2 separate regions of the Homo sapiens genome follow, and region 1 is linked to region 2. The links are chromatin contacts, found by Hi-C or POLR2A ChIA-PET in ENCODE. All regions are on one chromosome and are shown on one strand. The core of a region is the stretch at or near the end of the contact, and the rest is flanking DNA. Distances in the headings are between cores, read along the strand shown. Region 1 overlaps BNC2 (basonuclin zinc finger protein 2). Region 2 overlaps BNC2 (basonuclin zinc finger protein 2).

Evidence for each region. A loop is a pair of places that touch in the nucleus more often than their neighbours do. ChIA-PET counts read pairs that join two places held with the same protein, here RNA polymerase II (POLR2A). Pooled maps may share reads with other maps.
Region 1: a loop to region 2 is called in a map of chondrocyte, with 1.9 times the contacts of the local background. The contact joins two enhancer-like sites. A Hi-C loop is called at or near these places in 1 of 168 maps with a recorded cell type or tissue (chondrocyte) and 2 of 50 pooled maps. POLR2A ChIA-PET finds 5 or more read pairs at or near these places in 3 of 52 experiments (AG04450, H1 and Panc1).

What each region holds. Positions count from the first base shown.
Region 1 is chr9:16,823,337-16,827,430 of GRCh38, forward strand. All of the region lies in intron 1 of BNC2 (basonuclin zinc finger protein 2), which reads right to left. Among named protein-coding and RNA genes, the nearest start is that of BNC2, 45 kb to the right of the region's middle. Within about 2 kb of position 1,580, at least 3 of the 41 ENCODE cell types and tissues checked have a DNase peak (open chromatin) inside an H3K27ac peak, as active enhancers do.
Region 2 is chr9:16,627,217-16,631,241 of GRCh38, forward strand. The region is part of intron 3 of BNC2 (basonuclin zinc finger protein 2); the gene reads right to left. Among named protein-coding and RNA genes, the nearest start is that of BNC2-AS1, 98 kb to the right of the region's middle. RefSeq lists an enhancer at 1-281. Within about 2 kb of position 1,380, at least 8 of the 41 ENCODE cell types and tissues checked have a DNase peak (open chromatin) inside an H3K27ac peak, as active enhancers do.

The sequences.
Region 1 (4,094 bases), core at 330-2,829, 200 kb after region 2:
CTCATGTACTTTGGGAGGCCAAGGTGGGAGGATCACTTGAGCTCAGGAGTTCAAGACCAGCCTGAGTAACATAGTGAGATCCTGTCTCTACAAAAAAAAAAAAAAAAAATTAAAAAATTAGCCAGGTGTGGTGGCATGTCCCTGTGTTCCCAGCTACCTGAGAGGCTGAGATAGGAGGATCGCTTGAGCCTGGGAGGCAGAGGTTGCAGTGAGCTGAGATCACACCACTGCACTCTAGCCTGGGCAACAGAGTGAGATCCTGTTTCAAAAAAAAAAAAAAGAATTACAACTGAAATGTGTAACTTAACAAAAACAATTTAAAATCTACTCAGAAAAATTTTGATTGCCTTCATGTTGATAACTATAGTAACATTTGGTATCCAGGAATTATTTCTTTTTTAAACAGGTGATCTTTGACTACCCAGAAAGCAGAACTATGAAAGAAGAGAAATCTCAGGAAGTAACTTCAAGCTCTGCCCAATAAAAACATTCACTGACTTTCTCTAAAGGTCTTTTTCCTTCTCTGTGGAGGTGATTTTGAAATTTCATTCAAATCCCTAACAGCTCCTATCAAATTATATTAGAATTGTGACCTTATAAGATGCCTACAGACAATTATAATTAATCTTAGTTTGTAGAATGGATTAATGAATACATTTTGTAGCTCTTTGCATAGATTACACATATGTCCATTAATCAGTAGTGAGAATCTAAAACTAATTCCTGGAAAATCTACAAAGGAACCCAATGGTTAGGAGTGATAAGAAACTTCTGACATGGTCCTTTGATAATCAGTCATAAAAATAGGCTGTGACCGCTACCATTATCACTAAGGAGGTAATGTGTCTAACGACAGTGAGGAGGATAATATACTATTTATTGACTCTTTTCCCTGAAGTGTTAAAGGGTTTTTTTTGGTTGGTTTTTTAATGTTTGGTCATTTTATGATACAACACACAAAGAAACTGTAAGTCTAATGACAGAAATTAAAAGACTTGAAACTTCTGGAAATTCAAAGGTCCCTTCTTTTGTGGCCCTGGACAAAGCTTGTTTGTATGCCTTCTTTCTAAAGGCCACATATATGACACTCTTTCAAGTAAAATCTACTACAAGAAAATAAAGGGAGGGAAAGGCACTTGCCTGTCCTCAGTCACCTCCTGGCCCTGTTCTCCCAAACTGTTATCTCCTTGATAAGCAGTGGTGCTCTCAGGTGCTTTCATATTCTCAATGCTCCAGCAGGAGTGATGACTGAGAGGCCCCCAGGCACCTCGAACCAATGCTGTCACTTCTAGTCACTGCTAGGCCCAGCTAATGCCATGCCTGTCATGACAAGCACCAGCCACCTAAAGGCACCACACCTCTGCCTCGACAAAACATACCTCTGAAAAAAGTATGAGCCACAGAGGGAACCTGTTTCAGGGGTTGCCAAGGGAAGCCAAACTTGTCTATAAACAGCAGAGGCACAGTGAAAGAGAACCCAAAGCCACAGATACAAGAGGACTGTTAGCCTGGAGTGCAAATAATTGTTCTACTTCCTGTGCATAGATTGTTTGGGAGGGGAGGGGGAAAAGGACATACGAAGATACGGTTTGACCAGGCTAAACTGGGTTTAGTTGTCAGCCTAAACCTGCCATCTGGTGTTAAGATATAGCAGATCACACCCCAGATGTGTTCCTTCAAACAAATCACATCTTTTTTCTTACCCCTCTTTTTTTTTTCTTTCTGTAAAGAGAGAGGTGCCTGCCAAAGATACGAATCAGTGGAAGTTTACTTTATACTAAAAATTCTCGTTAATTTACTCAGCCGAATGAGGAGGTATGTCATTTATGCACTCACAGCCCAAATGCAACCACTTTTCAAAGATGGTACCTAGAGATGCTGAGCTGAAAATCATTTATTTTCTACTCATCAACCGTCAAAGTTGGGGCTATCCTTAGTCACCCAAAAGCCATTTCATCTGAAAATCAAAATTTATTTCAGTACAGTAGAGTTCTGAAATCCCTATTCTCCTCTTTATTTTTGTCTCAATATCTCATTCCACAATTGGGGTGGGGAAGGGTTATGCAGTGCTATCATTTGCACCTCATTACACTTGGGCTGGAGCTTTGAGAAAGCTGATATTCCCTCTAAATTTTTACAGATGCTTCTAGTTTACCAGTTCATGACTGCACTACTAGAAAAGACTTCCTGCCTCTAAACTGCTTGCTGGCATGTATGCTGAATTTCAAAATCCCTGAAAAAAGTAAACCTTTGTGGTGTTCTCTTAACTTTCTTCCTGGGGAGGAGGAGGAGGGGAGGGTCACCCAAACCAAGCAAAATCTTTTTCTCCTATGGAGTGAGACTAAAGCTCAGAAACATTCCCTCCTAACTACTGGCTCTTCATTTTGATTTGGAAATCACTTCACAAAAATGTTCATTAACTGAACGTTATTTGTGGAAGGTGTTTTTCATTAGAAATTATGATTGTGACATGTTCATTAAATTGTGAAAATAGTTCAACCACAGACAGTCTTTCACCTGAGCATAACTGTATTTTTTTTTTGCATGTGTCATTTGAAAAACACTTTGGACAGAGAGAAGGGACACTTTCTAAACTAGCAAACCCCTTTGTTTAATGGTTCCAGGGTTTTTCAAAGTTCAGGGCAGGTGACACTGGTCTGTTCCTAATCTTTACTGTGTTAGCAATGTTAAGGCTGATGACGAGGGACACAAATCCCCTGATGGAACTGAATGCATTCCAAGCTCCCCGACCCACTCAAAGCCATAATCCCCTGCAGCTGGATCTTACTTACCACCATGCACAGCTAACACATTTTTTAAAAGCTAGTCACTGGTGACAAATGTAAACTGGACACAACAGCCCCCCTTTCTCCTTACTTCACTCCCCCCCGCTCAATCTTCCCCCATAACCCAGAGACTTGCTGTTTCTGTGATGGATAGGACCTGCCTTTTAGAACCACCAAGCCTGTGCCATATAGCTCTGCTCTAAGTAACTAGAAGGTTTTAAAAGCATCTTCAGCTGTCAGACTGTAACAAAAACAACAAAAAAGTCATCCTTAACACAAACATTTCACAACTGAGAAAACCCTCTAAGTTGCGATTATCACTGCCATACGGAGGTCCACTATTTATTTAGCTCTCACATGCAGGAAAACTGTCTGGCACTCTTGCTGCTTGATTAAATTAAGCTGCTTGCCATATTCTTGGGTATAATAAATGCAAAAGAAAATTTTAAACTTGAGATTCTTTTCTATCTTTTGGACTCTTTTACTTTTTACTTTTGGCAGAAAAATGACTGAAATATAGTAAACAAGTAGCCCTTTATGGAAGGCAAGCATGTTTTCACCATGGATTTTGATCATCTACTTAGAAAGGGAAACCCCAATAACCCAAGTGGACAATAGCTCTGTGCTGGATCAAGTCTCCAAATCCAGGGCAACAAACTATGGAAAATAGCCTAAAGACAGATGAAATGATGGATGGATAGATGGATGGATGGATGATCGATGGATGGATGAATACACAGAGCTATCTAAATAAGAAAAAAATTTTCTAAATGCTATCAAAATTCCATATAATACAGATGACAGATTTTGATGAAGGGACAAGCTATCCACTTCACCTGATGCAGAAAAACCAAAGGTTAATGTATGTAACTTTTTTGGTTTATTCCAGTTCCCAGATAACCAGCAATAAGTGCTATGATTTAAGCGATGTTACCAATTAGACTTGGAGATAGCTACCACAGCACTGACTATAATGCTTACATTGCATTAGGTTTAATTACTGTAAAGTTACATCTGGAGAGGAAAACATAATTTTATAACCACTCTCAGCATTCTAACTTGTGCTCAGTCTCTGCACGATACATATTTGCCCAAGTAATTGAAGCCCTACAAGGCACCACAGTTAATAATGTGTAACTAGGAGAAACACATGGAAAAGCGACAAGCAGGTCTCTGTGAATTAAATTCACATGTAATTATGTGACCTTTCAGTGTTCTTCTAGTCTTCCTGAGAGCAGGTACTCCAGAGCAGCTGCGACCAGCCTCAGTGGGACCCACTGAACAGGAATTTGACTGAGAGTGGAGGAA
Region 2 (4,025 bases), core at 130-2,629:
TGAGGGTAGAGGCATAATCTGCCAATATTTTACTTAGACTTTGAAAATACCACCTGTCTCAATAGCAGGCTATGGGAGTGGGGACAAAAGTAAAACAACTCCAGTGTCAGAATGAAGCAGAAGCAAGCAAATGTCAAAGCATATTCCTATGTAAGGAGAACACAACACAGCAGCAATGGCATTCATTTTCCAAAGAATATGGTTCGGCCTGTGCAGTTGTAAAATATTCACAAGCTCAAAAACCTGGTGATAACAGGCCAATATTCAATGCGGCTCACACCAGCAGTTCTGCACAATACCAGGATTGAGCATTACAGAGATACTGTGATGCAAGCCCATTAATGACACCAAAATTACTTAAAAGACTAGTCTCTCAATCCTCCAGCCATACAATTTGAGTCTGCTTGATCATGTGTAGACAAAGAAACTCCCATTTATTGTTCTCCTCACACCCTGTGGTATTAGAAGTGTTTCTTATGAGCTGTAATACCATACTCATATTTTATCAGTAGCAAGAGTTCACTCCAGTTAAAGTTCTTCACCCGTCATGGGCATTTTTCAGCAAATTAATGTCTTTTACTTGCATGACTTCCCTTCATATTATAATTTGGGGTTTAAACGGATCATAATACTTTGCAGAAAGTAAAAAGAGAAAAAGAGCTCAGTGTTGATAATTTTTACCACTTATGACTGAATGACCTCAACTGAGGAATAAAAAATTAAGTCATTTGTCTTATGAGGTACAAAGGACATTTTACGGTGTACAATTTAGCTAATAACGGGTTCAGGCCAATCCTTAAGAAGTCACATGTTTCCATTGTCCCTTCACCCCCTGCTTGTGTTTTTACCACATCCTAACAAAAACATGACCAGAACTGGTGAAAAACATACGGTTCCAACTAATGAATCACATACTTTCCCGCAAGTACAGTAAGTACTACCAGCTGTGTGACAGTCTTGCTTTGGCAGTGGGACCAGCTTAGAACAAGCCGGCTCATCTGAAAGCAGCTGTACTGAAAAACCACAAGCAATATAAGTGTGTCTGCCTTCTCAGGGCGGCTTTGTCTCTGTTCTATGTCTCTGCTCTGTCCCCATAATGTGCCAGCCATCTTGTTTAGAGAAAGTTTCAGAAATTACAGTGGTAGGGAGAAAATCCACACATTCAAAAACCTTAAGTTTTCAGAAAATGTTGTCACTTTATCAAGTGGAACGCCGTGAGAGGTCAATTAAAGGAAAACACCTCTCTCCCACATCCAGCCTTCCACATGCATCTTTTGGGGTTTGCCTTAGATGTAAAAGTGTGCGTATTTATGTATCTAAATAAGTGAGGTGGGAAACAGGGGGAGGAACGGCACAGGATCCAGCTACTTACAGATGGGCTGAGGCATGCATGCGAACACACACAAACACACACGCAGAGCAATTCGCAGATTATCAACTCATGCCATGAGCTACTGCAAAAAAGTTCTATGATTTTAAACTTGCCATTTATACAACAATAAGCTTCATTTGTAACCACAAAGCATTCTGAAAAAGATTCCCTGGCAAGCCCCAGATATTTTTACACAAATGCACTTTTCCTTTCTGTGAAACAACATTCAACTGGATAATCATTGCTGTTAAAGGGAAAGAAAGTCCAACAGCATTGGTCTAGAAATTTAAGTGGAAATAGTAGGATTTTTAAACTTCTGTAGTGTCTGAAGGCAATAAGTAATTAAAATTTTTTTAATGTCATTAAGTGATCAGTAGCTTGTATGTAAGCACCTAAGTACCATCTCAGGCTTGTTCTGCAAAAAAGAAATACCTACCGTTGTCATTCTTGACTTTTCCAAAGTCTCAATCAGAAAAATAAATACAGAGTAGTGAAATTATTTTTGGTTTTTGTCAGTGTTTCACATACAGAGAAGTCAAATGTAAGGACTAATCGGGAAGGTTTACCTTTTATGTTTACTTTTATTGCCTAATTTAGCCAAACACATTACTCTAAACTATAATGTTGTAAAGATGCTTGATTCGGCAATAATCTAATCCAAAAATTATATTAACATCACATCTTTTTATTTACACCATAGTTGTGTGAATAATTTTCGTTTTGAATGAGCTATCAATGTAATACTCAAAAAATGGCCAGAAGACTCACTACATTCAGAAGATTCACTACATTAATTAGAGAAGATCTTGGCCTCTGTGGTTTCTTCCTAAAATTCACTCTTTCTAAATGAACTTTAATGTTTGTGTGTTTGGGGGAGTTCAGTGCTGGGCTGATCAAGGGCAAGTACTTAGGGTGAATCTAGAAATCACATTGAGGCTTACAATTGGATAAAGGCAGACAGCAGAACTGGGAGCACCAACAGTAGTGGGGAAAGAGTAAAGGATGAGCATCTGCAGGCAAACATCGGACGAACTCAGGTTCCACTCCAAACCACCACATAAACCAAGTCACATGATTTTTTTTTGGTTTCCCAGTGCATATAAAATTTGTTTATTCGATGCTGTAGTCTATTAAGTGTGCAATAGCATTATGTCTAAAAAAAACAGCATACATACATCTAAAATACTTTATTGCTAAAAAATGCTAACAATCGTCTGAGCCTTCAGTGAGGTGTAATCTTTTTGCTGGCAGAGGGTCTTGCCTAGATGTTGATGGCTGCTGATTGATCAGGGTGGTGGTTGATGAAGACGGGTGGCTGTGGTGTCTACTCATAAAATAGACGGTTTGCCGCATCAATTGACTCTTCCATTCAGAAAAGATTTCTCTGTAGCATTGATGCTTTGGATAGCATGTTATCCACACTAGGACTTCTTTCAAAATTGGAGTCAATTCTTTCAAACTCTGCCACTGCTTCAATTTGTAAAAGAAATGCAGTATCTGCAGAGTGCAGTAAAGCCAAGTGCAATAAAAGGAGGTATGCCTATGTTCAAGCCTGAAGAACAGACTTAACTAATACATAGACTTGAAACAGTACACTGATAAACAGACATATAATTTTAAAAAAATATTGACTCATTTATAGCACTTAGTTCATGTTAAATCTAATAAAGAATACTAGTCTAAGTGGGAAAAGTCCAAAACTGGATTATTAAATTACACAGTAAAATCTATCAAGAAAGAGCTAATATGGCTGAGCCAAAATTATGATTAAATTATGATAAAAGCATTAAAACTCAGTTATTAATAACATGGAAAGATAGTTACAAAATGTTGATAAGCAAAAAGCAGCTTACAAAGCAGTGTACGCAATATGGTCCTCTATTTTTAAAATGAATACAAAAGACAAGTGAAAACAAAAAATGATTAACACCTGTGTGGAAGGAACTATTGGCGATGCTTTTACTCTTCTTAAATTCCATTTTCTAAACTTTATTTATTTAGCATGTATAAACTACACATAGGAAAAATAAGTGTACTTCTTTTCCTTTTTTTAAACAGTGTGAGAAATTTTATTTTTAAGAAATCTAGTAACTAGATTTCTGGTCCTCACCAGTAGTTACACTGCAAAACCTGTGTATTATTTAAAAATGTGGAGCGTTTCTTTTTTTGAAACAGAGTTTCACTCTTGTTGCCCAGGCTGGAGGGCAACGGTGCGATCTCGGCTCACTGCAACCTCCGCCTCCCGGGTTCAAGCGATTCTCCTGCCTCAGCCTCTCGAGTAGCTGGGATTACAGGCATGCGCCACCACGCCCAGCTAATTTTGTATTTTTAGTAGAGACGGGGTTTCTCCACGTTGGTCAGGCTGGTCTCGAACTCCTGATCTCAGGTGATCAGCCCACCTAGGCTTCCCAAGGTGGTGAGATTATAGGCATGAGCCACCATGTCCGGCCTGGAGCTTTTCTTAAAATCAAAAATTGATTTACTTTGAACAATTCTTTAAAACTACATTTATGGGGTACGTGTGTGTTCTCTATAAAATCTCAAGACAAATAACCAAACTTACTTATCCTCTCCCCGATACCCAGTTTCCCAAGAGTATTCTTTCATAATTTGAGCCAAAAACTAGCCTTTGCTAATTCAACTTTTACATAAT